Regions from separate parts of the Homo sapiens genome. Here regions 1 and 3 are each linked to region 2. The links are chromatin contacts, found by Hi-C or POLR2A ChIA-PET in ENCODE. All regions are on one chromosome and are shown on one strand. Each heading gives the region's core, a stretch centred on a gene start or an enhancer-like site at or near the end of the contact. The rest is flanking DNA. Distances are from core to core; before and after follow the strand shown.

Region 1 (2,757 bases), core at 29-2,528, 320 kb after region 2:
CTTGTGTGCTCCCGCAAGACTGGGCCTTGTCTGCCTCCAGACACTCCGTACTCTCTCTCACTGCTTAGATGGCTCTTTCCATCCCTCTTCCATCCTCCAAACACGCCATCCCTTCCCATGATGCTGCATTTTCCAGTGAGCAGACTAAGCTCAGAGCATCAGCAAAACCCTCCGTTTTTCTTGAAACTTTGAACTTCATGGAAGTTGCTCACCTTCTGCCTAACCACAGGGAAATGGCCCCAGGAAGTCTTCCCAGTCCCCATGTGGGTGAGGGCCTTGCCTCCTGTTCCAGGTCCACCCACATCTTTCCTATTTGGCCATGTCCATGTGTTATTATTACTGTTGGTTTGGTTGTTGGCTTCTTGGACAGACTATAAACCACAGGAGGACAGGCTTCAACCTTATTTATTCTCTGCTATGGCCCCAAGGCCTGGCACACAGCAAATGCTCTGTATAGAGTCATGAATGAGTGAACAAACAAATAAGTGAACAAACAAATAAATGAACAAACTCAGGATACCGGAACAATCCCTTAAACTGCCTGCAGGGCCAGGTTTGGCAGAAGAGCCTTCCTCTTTATGAACACAGATGGCAGAAGTAGGACAAGTCAAAGTGAATGTCAAATTTTTGTTTTAAATCAGGAAGAACCTTCTAATAACATAGATTGCATTGTGAAGTAGTGAGCTGTGGTCACCAAAGGGGTTTACAAGAAGGCTAGTGGGCTCTCTATGAGGAACAGTCTGCAGAAAGAATTCCAGACTGGACAGAGGTTGTGAATTCCCAAGGTCCCACGCCAGCTGGGCTGTTGAGGAAGCCATGAATGTATCTTTATGGCGAGGGAGGATTGAGGAGATAGATTTTTTTTCCACTTGAGGAATTTGGTTTTTTCGTTTGTTTTTGCTTTTTTCAGTTTTTTTGAGACAGAGTCTCACTCTGTCGCCCAGACTGGAGTGCAGTGGCCCGATCTCAGCTCACTGCAACCTCCACCTACCAGGTTCAAGCAATTATTGTGCCTCAGGCTCCCGAGTAGCTGGGACTACAGGCACGTGCCACCGTGCCAGGCTAATTTTTCTATTTTTAATAGAGACGGGGTTTCAGCATGTTGGCCAGGCTGGTCTCAAACTCCTGGACTCAAGTGATCTGCCTGCCTTGGCCTCCCAGAGTGCTGGGATTACAGGTGTGAGCCACCGTGCCCAACTGGAATTTAGGCTGGCTGAGCAGAGCTGGCCAGGTTCACTCATCCATACTTCCCCATCCCAGCCCATCACTTCTCAGGCCTGCAAGAGGCCATGTGACTGGCACTGGTGACACCTGGTGGCCAGTTGGACAAGGAGAGAGACAGCTGTCTATCTGGTTCATGGCTGTATCCCAGGCCTGGCAAAGAGAAGGCTCTCCCCTTTGAGGGATGAATGAATGAATACAGACTAGAAAGAGGAAAAGGAGGAATAGATACTCTCTCTTTAGCCTGGAGACCCACCAGGGCAATGAACCAAGACTGCATGAGAAGGCCAGAAATTCATCTGCTCAGGGTTGTGCAGACAGAAGGGCCTCTGCTCTCTCTTACCTCCCTTGTCTGTGCCTGTCCTGTGTTCTAGGGCACCTGTGAGGCAGGGGAGGGGCTATTTTGGGAAAAGGCTGATGTTAATTAAAGCTGCTTCTGCATCTGAGCTTAATCATGCTCTGAAGCTATGAATAGAGAGACCCGTGGGCTGGGTTGGAAGTGCCTGAGCAACACTCCTTTCAGAGAGAGGACACTGAGGCCAAGAGAGGGCAGGAGCCTGCCTAAGGTTCCAGAGCCAGGACTCCCAGCTCCAATTCATTAAGCCGTAGCACTGGTCACCTAAGATAGAAACACAGAAGAAAACAGTTGGTGTGGAGCCTGGAGGAGCAAGCACAAGCACCCTAGCCTGGCAGGCAGGGAGCGTTAACATCACCACTGACTCCGCCCGGCATGCACCTTTCCTTCCAGCCAAAAAGCCGAGGATCTGTGGGCTGCACCAAGTGTGCATCCCTCCCAACTCACCCAGGCTCCCTCCTCTCAATCACTCTGCTTTACACCCATCCCTTCAAGTGTATGGGCTGGCTTAACCTCTCTGGGCCTCAGTTTCCTAATCTGCAGAGGGATTGTTTGAAGTGTGAAAGAGACTATGTGTCAAGTGTATAGAACAGTATTTGACACATGGTCAGCATCCAGTAAGAACTACAGCTGCAGTCAGGCGCTGTGGTTCAAACCTGTAATCTCAGCACTTTGGGAGGATGAGGCAGATGAATCACCTGAGGTCAGGAGTTCAAAACCAGCCTGGCCAAAGTGGTGAAACCCCATCTCTACCAAAATACGGAAAGATCAGCTGGGCATGATGGCACATGCCTGTAATCCCAGCTACTCAGGAAGCTGAGGCAGGAGAATAGCTTGAACCCAGGAGGCAGAGGTTGCAGTGAGCTGAGATCACGCCACTGTACTCCAGCCTGGGCAACAGTGTGAGACTCCATCTCAAAAAAAAAAAAAAAAATGCCAGGCGCGGTGGCTCACACCTGTAATCCCAGCACTTTGGGAGGCCGAGGCAGGCGGATCACTTGAGGTCGGGAGTTCAACACCAGCCTGGCCAACATGGTGAAACCCTGTCTCTACTAAAAATACAAAAAATTGCTCAGGTGTGGTGGCACACGCCTGTAATCCCAGCTACTCGAAAGGCTGAGTCAGGAGAATTCCTTGAACCCAGGAGGCAGAGGTTGCAGTGAGCCGAGATTGCGCCACTG
Region 2 (2,700 bases), core at 114-2,613:
ATGCCTGTAATCCCAGCACTTTGGGAGGCCGAGGTAGACAGATCACCTGAGGTCAGGAGTTCGAGACCAGCCTGATCAACATGGAGAAACCCTGTCTCTATTAAAAATAGAAAATTAGCCGGGCACGATGGCGCATGCCTGTAATCCCTGCTAATCGGGAAGGTGAGGCAGGAGAATCGCTTGAACCTGGGAGGCGGAGGTTGCTGTGAGTCGAGATGGCACCATTGCACTCCAGCCTGAGAAACAAGAGCGAAACTCCGCCTCAAAAAAAAAAAAAAAAAAAAAAAACTGTTTATAAACACATCACTTTCTTCTCTTAGCAAATATGTAAGTTTCATTCTCCTCCTGTCTACTTAGTTTGGGTTAACTTAACCCCCGCCCCATCTCTCAGATCATGTTTTTATTTAGGTTTATTGAGGTGGGAAAGCCAACTGAACTTTAAACGAAGCCAGGCATTTAAGAATATTAGAAAACTGATCTTACATATATAGGTAGTCAAATATTTTTAAAAGACATCAAATGGCATTCTAATTCCTCCGGTGCAAAGAAAGCCCCAGCCTCACACGTGTTAGCATTTCCTGATTCCTGGCTTTTCCCACTCAGAGCCCCATTCCAGGGGCTCATATGTCAAGTCATTCTCTCCTGACTTCTGAAGCAGGGATTTTCAAAGCCAGGATTCCGGGACCACCTGAATGAGAACCCCCTGGGGTACAGCTGCCCACGCACCATCTTATCGGAAATCCCAGGGAATGGAGCCCAAGGCTTATGCACAAAGCCCCTAGACGATCCGAGAGATAACACTAACCAGTCTGTAACCTCTAAAGGCAAATTTTCCAGGACAAAGAAAAACAAGCAATAAGAGAGTGACAATAATTCCACATGGGAAGAGACACACGGGTCTCGGAGATCAACACCAAACCACCCCTTCTTCGGACAGATACGGAAACTTAGGCTGGGAGAATGAAACAGGCAAGGGCACTAAAAACAGGTGCGGAGCCAAAGCCAATCTCAAATTTCCACGGCCCCATCTCCTGCCAATAAAGAGGTGAATGGAGACATTCTGAGTGGGAAAGATAAGAAAGGTAGGCCTTCGGCAGGGAGCCCCGGGCCCACTTGGACGTCCCGCTTTGGAGACACTAGTGAGGATGTGTGGGTCCCCAGAACACTGCTGGGAAGGCGCCGAGGCCGCCGGCAGGAGGAGGCCCAGGAAGCGCCCTGAGCCCCCCGCCCAGCTCCAGGGCCGGGCGGCCCTCACCGCCCCTACCTTCGGCCTCCGGCAGCCGAGTGGCAGACACAACTCCCACAATTCCAGGCGGCCGCGGCGGCGACCAGCTCCCCCTGCGCAAACGCGGCGGCGACCGTCTGAGCCGGTGAGCTGGCAGCTGTCACGCCGCTCGCGGCCTCGCCCAATCGCGGGCCGCCAGACCAGCGCGCGGCGCCCCCCGCCCCGCACCGAGGTGGGAGCCCCGCCCCTAGCCCCGCCCTCTGCAGACTCTTGCACGAGCTGCCCCCGTGCCCCTCCCCTTGGGGGGAGGGAGGGCTGAAGAGATAGCTTCACGCCTGCTTTTGCTTCCAGGCTGGAACTGCGAAGTTTCCTGTCTGATTTTCCAACAATGTAATTTCTTTCTAGCGGAAGGACCCTCAGAAAGCAATCAGAGGGGTGCGGAGTAAAAATAAATCAAGTTCTTGTGACTCAGTTTGGGACAGAAGCCGAGAGTCTCCAGCAATAAAATTTCTCGCAAATTCATGCAAAATAGGACACCTTTAAGCCACTCACTTTATATACTTGTGTAGATTTTTTACAAGGACCAGTTATTTTAAAAATAGCATCAGGTGGCCGGGCGCGGTGGCTCACACCTGTAATCCCAGCACTTTGGGAGGCCCAGGCAGGCAGATCACTTGAGGCCAGGAGTTCAAGACCAGCCTGACCAACATGGTGAAACCCCCGTCTCTACTAAATATACAAAAATTAGCCAGGCGTGGTGGCGAGCGCCTGTAATCCCAGCTACTTGGGAGGCTGAGGCAGGAGAATCGCTTGAACCCACCAGGCAGAGGTTGCAGTGAGCTAAAATCGTGCCACTACACTCCAGCCTGGGTGACAGAGTGAAACTCTGTCTCAAAATCTAATAAAATAAAATAAAGGTCACTTGCGATTCTGATTTTTTTTTAAGACAGAATCTGTGTCCCCCAGGCTGGAGTGCAGTGGCAGGATCTTGGCTTATCACAGCCTTGACCTCCCAGGCTCAAGGGATCCTCCCCCTCAGCCTCCATCCAGTAGCTGGGACCACAGGCGCGTGCCACCGTTGCCAGGCTAATTTTTTTTTTTTTTTTTTTTTTACAGACAGGGTCTCGCTATGTTGCCCAGGCTGGTGTCAACGCAGTTGTAATTCTGCTGTACCAGTGAATATCATGCTTTCTGTACCAGGTGCTGCATATATATTTTATTTACTTATAACGTCCTCTGAGCAGAATGGTCATCCCCTTTTTATAAATGGAGAAGCTGACGCTCAAAGAGGCTAAAGGAGTTATACAAAGTCATACAGTCAGGAAGTGGTAGAACTGGGAGTTAAAGCTAGATTTAAGTGTCTCCAATGTCCTGTTCTCTTTCCACTATTCCACTTTTAGACCTTCCCCTTGCCTAGACATGCTTAACCTGATGAATAAAAATGACTGCCCCCTCCTGCCCTCAGATCCCCCACA
Region 3 (2,754 bases), core at 78-2,577, 360 kb after region 2:
TGGGTATCTGGAGCACGAGGTTGGTTTTTTTTTTTTTTTTGGAGATGGAGTTTTGCTCGTCGCCCAGGCTGGAGTGCAATGGCGTGCTCTCGGCTCACTGCAACCTCTGCCTCCTGGGTTCCAGCGATTCTCCTGCCTCAGCCTCCCCAGTAGCTGGGTTTACAGGAACCTGCCACCACTCTCGGCTATTTTTTTTTTTTTTTTTTGAGACGCATTCTTGCTGTTGCCTAGGCTGGAGTGAACTGGCGTGATCTCGGCTCACGGCAACCTCCGCCTCCCGGATTCAAGCGATTCTCCTGCCTCAGCCTCCCGAGTAGCTGGGACTACAGGCGCCTGCCACCATGCCCGGGTAATTTTTGTATATTTAGTACAGAAGGGGTTTCACTGTGTTGGCCAGGCTGGTCTCGAATTCCTGACCTCGTGATCCGCCTGCCTTGGCCTCCCAAAGTGCTGGGATTACAGGCGTGAGTGACCGTGCCCGGCCTAATTTTTGTATTTTTAGTAGAGATGGGGTTTCACCATGTTGGCCAGGCTGGTCTCGAACTCTTGACCTCAGGTGATGCGCCAGCCTCAGCCTCCCAAAGTGCTGAGATTACAGGGGTGAGTCACCGCGCCCAGCCGTTGGTTTTAACTATTTGGGGCACACACTGTGATTTTTTTTCTGACGCAGCTGGTACAGTGCTTGCTTGTAACAATTTGCAATTCACTAAGCTGAGCAGAGTCTGGACACCTCGAAGGCACACATACATGCCAGTGGCTGAGAACACAACATTCAAATCCTCTCCATCTGGGGCCTTGGTCCGGAAGGCCAATCTCACTGCAACCCGAGCGGCTATGAGACATCTCCCTCGTGGCAGGTGCCCGAGCTGTAGCCACGCGGCCTCTGGAAAGAGATGTGCTAAGTCCCAGGACTTCAGAAGAGCTCTGTGACCTTGGCCAAGTCCCTTCCTCCTTCAGGAGCGCTGCAGTGGGCCTAAGTGCCTCCTCCCGGGACTAGTACGGGGACGGTCGTGAGATCTGGACAACATTCGCCTTTTAATATTTATTGATCTTTTGTGACACGCGCGTGGGTTTCCATCAGCAATGAAGTCAACGGTCGCGGCGCTGGAGCCTGCAGAACTCGCGCTCTAGATCTCGCGAGATCTCCGCCCAGGGCTTCGCAGCGTCACGCCCTCCGGGGCCGTGGCGGCGACGGCGGTGCGTAGCTTACTCACAGGGGCGGCCCGTATCCCTCCGCCGCCGGCGCGGCTCGGCCCTCCCTCCCCTGGCCCGCCAATCCCCGCGCCTCCCGACCTGCCCCTCGGTCGGGCCCACCCCGTGCTCCGACGGCCCCACCCCGGCGGCGCAGCCCGCCCGCCCGCGCGTCCCTCGGTCCACCTGCAGCAGGGAGGAAGACAGGCAATCCCTCCGGCTGTCCGACCAAGAGAGGCCGGCCGAGCCCGAGGCTTGGGCTTTTGCTTTCTGGCGGAGGGATCTGCGGCGGTTTAGGAGGCGGCGCTGATCCTGGGAGGAAGAGGCAGCTACGGCGGCGGCGGCGGTGGCGGCTAGGGCGGCGGCGAATAAAGGGGCCGCCGCCGGGTGATGCGGTGACCGCTGCGGCAGGCCCAGGAGCTGAGTGGGCCCCGGCCCTCAGCCCGTCCCGCCGGACCCGCTTTCCTCAACTCTCCATCTTCTCCTGCCGACCGAGATCGCCGAGGCGGCCTCAGGCTCCCTAGCCCCTTCCCCGTCCCTTCCCCGCCCCCGTCCCCGCCCCGGGGGCCGCCGCCACCCGCCTCCCACCATGGCTCTGAAGAGAATCCACAAGGTAAGCGGCCGGAGGTCGGCTGCGCTGCTGGCCAGCTGAGCAGGCTGCGGCCTGCACTTCCCGCCGTAGTCTCCGTCGGGCTCGCGGCCTCCTTGGATCTTGCTGCCGGTGCTGGCCCCTCGGGGCGGCCTCCATACCCCACTCCCAGTGATGGCGCCCGTGGAGGCCCCGGCGCGCAGCCCGCGCTTAGGCCGGAGGTGCTCTCGCGGCCTCAGCGTTCCTCCCCGGCTGCCCTTCCAGGCCCGCATGGTGTGGACTCTTAGGGCTTCTCTCCAGTCTGGGACTGCCGCTGCACTTGAGGGCCATTGTCGGGCCAGGATGGCGGGGTTGGGGCCGAGGGGGGCGCTGGGGCGTTGGGCGGCCCCTTCGACAGAGGTCGAAAGGGCTTCTCGCCCCATTTCTGTTCCCTCCTCCCACACCTGCCCTAGCTCCCTCCACAAAACCGCCTGAGCTCGGGCTGACAGAGGAAGCCGTTTTGCCCGATCCACAAGTATATCCTGAGTTCACTTACCTCTTGGGTGGCAGCACACATCGGTCCACCCTGCTTGTCCAGAAACTGTTAAGAGTTGGAAGTTCAGAAGAAAAAAAAAAGGTGACTTAATGAGGGAGGAGGGAAGTAGAGGGAGAATCATTTTATTCCTTGAGGTTGCTGTATGTAGTTAGAAACTAACACTTCCGTTTTGCAGGATTGGATCTAATAGAAAAGCTGTACATTGGCAAAGGTAGAGGTAGAAACCTGAACATTGAAAACCACCAGAGAAATTATACAAAAGTTCCTTTCACAGCCTCTTCGCAAAATGGACTTGACGCTATTAGGTGATATGTTTACCGAGACTCTTAACTGGGAAGGGGTTTTACTAGATTTTGTATTAAAAAGGATTTCTTTGCTCTTTAAAGTGAAGGGTTATTTAGTTATCAATAAGGAGGTTTTCCTAATAATACATCTAGAC

Evidence for each region. Hi-C counts contacts between places; a loop is a spot of excess contacts on that map. ChIA-PET counts read pairs that join two places held with the same protein, here RNA polymerase II (POLR2A). Pooled maps may share reads with other maps.
Region 1: a loop to region 2 is called in a map of naive thymus-derived CD4-positive, alpha-beta T cell, with 3 times the contacts of the local background. The contact joins the enhancer-like site here to the promoter of SIL1 in region 2. A Hi-C loop is called at or near these places in 1 of 168 maps with a recorded cell type or tissue (naive thymus-derived CD4-positive, alpha-beta T cell) and 5 of 50 pooled maps. POLR2A ChIA-PET finds 5 or more read pairs at or near these places in 2 of 52 experiments (AG04449 and RWPE1).
Region 3: a loop to region 2 is called in a map of CD4-positive, alpha-beta memory T cell, with 31 times the contacts of the local background. The contact joins the promoter of UBE2D2 here to the promoter of SIL1 in region 2. A Hi-C loop is called at or near these places in 2 of 168 maps with a recorded cell type or tissue (CD4-positive, alpha-beta memory T cell and naive thymus-derived CD4-positive, alpha-beta T cell) and 11 of 50 pooled maps. POLR2A ChIA-PET finds 5 or more read pairs at or near these places in 3 of 52 experiments (AG04449, AG04450 and naive thymus-derived CD8-positive, alpha-beta T cell).

The regions. Positions count from the first base shown.
Region 1 is chr5:139,512,418-139,515,174 of GRCh38, forward strand. LOC124901083 (a long non-coding RNA gene) reads left to right here. Exons shown (of 2, transcript XR_007058961.1): 2 at 1-517. Among named protein-coding and RNA genes, the nearest start is that of STING1, 31 kb to the left of the region's middle. Within about 2 kb of position 1,279, at least 2 of the 41 ENCODE cell types and tissues checked have a DNase peak (open chromatin) inside an H3K27ac peak, as active enhancers do.
Region 2 is chr5:139,197,005-139,199,704 of GRCh38, forward strand. It overlaps SIL1 (SIL1 nucleotide exchange factor), which reads right to left and starts at 1,364. Exons shown (of 10, transcript NM_022464.5): 1 at 1,265-1,364. RefSeq lists a silencer at 1,040-1,569.
Region 3 is chr5:139,560,012-139,562,765 of GRCh38, forward strand. UBE2D2 (ubiquitin conjugating enzyme E2 D2) reads left to right here and starts at 1,328. Exons shown (of 7, transcript NM_003339.3): 1 at 1,328-1,804. The coding sequence starts at 1,781. RefSeq lists enhancers at 904-1,073, 2,234-2,283, 2,374-2,493 and a silencer at 1,104-1,763.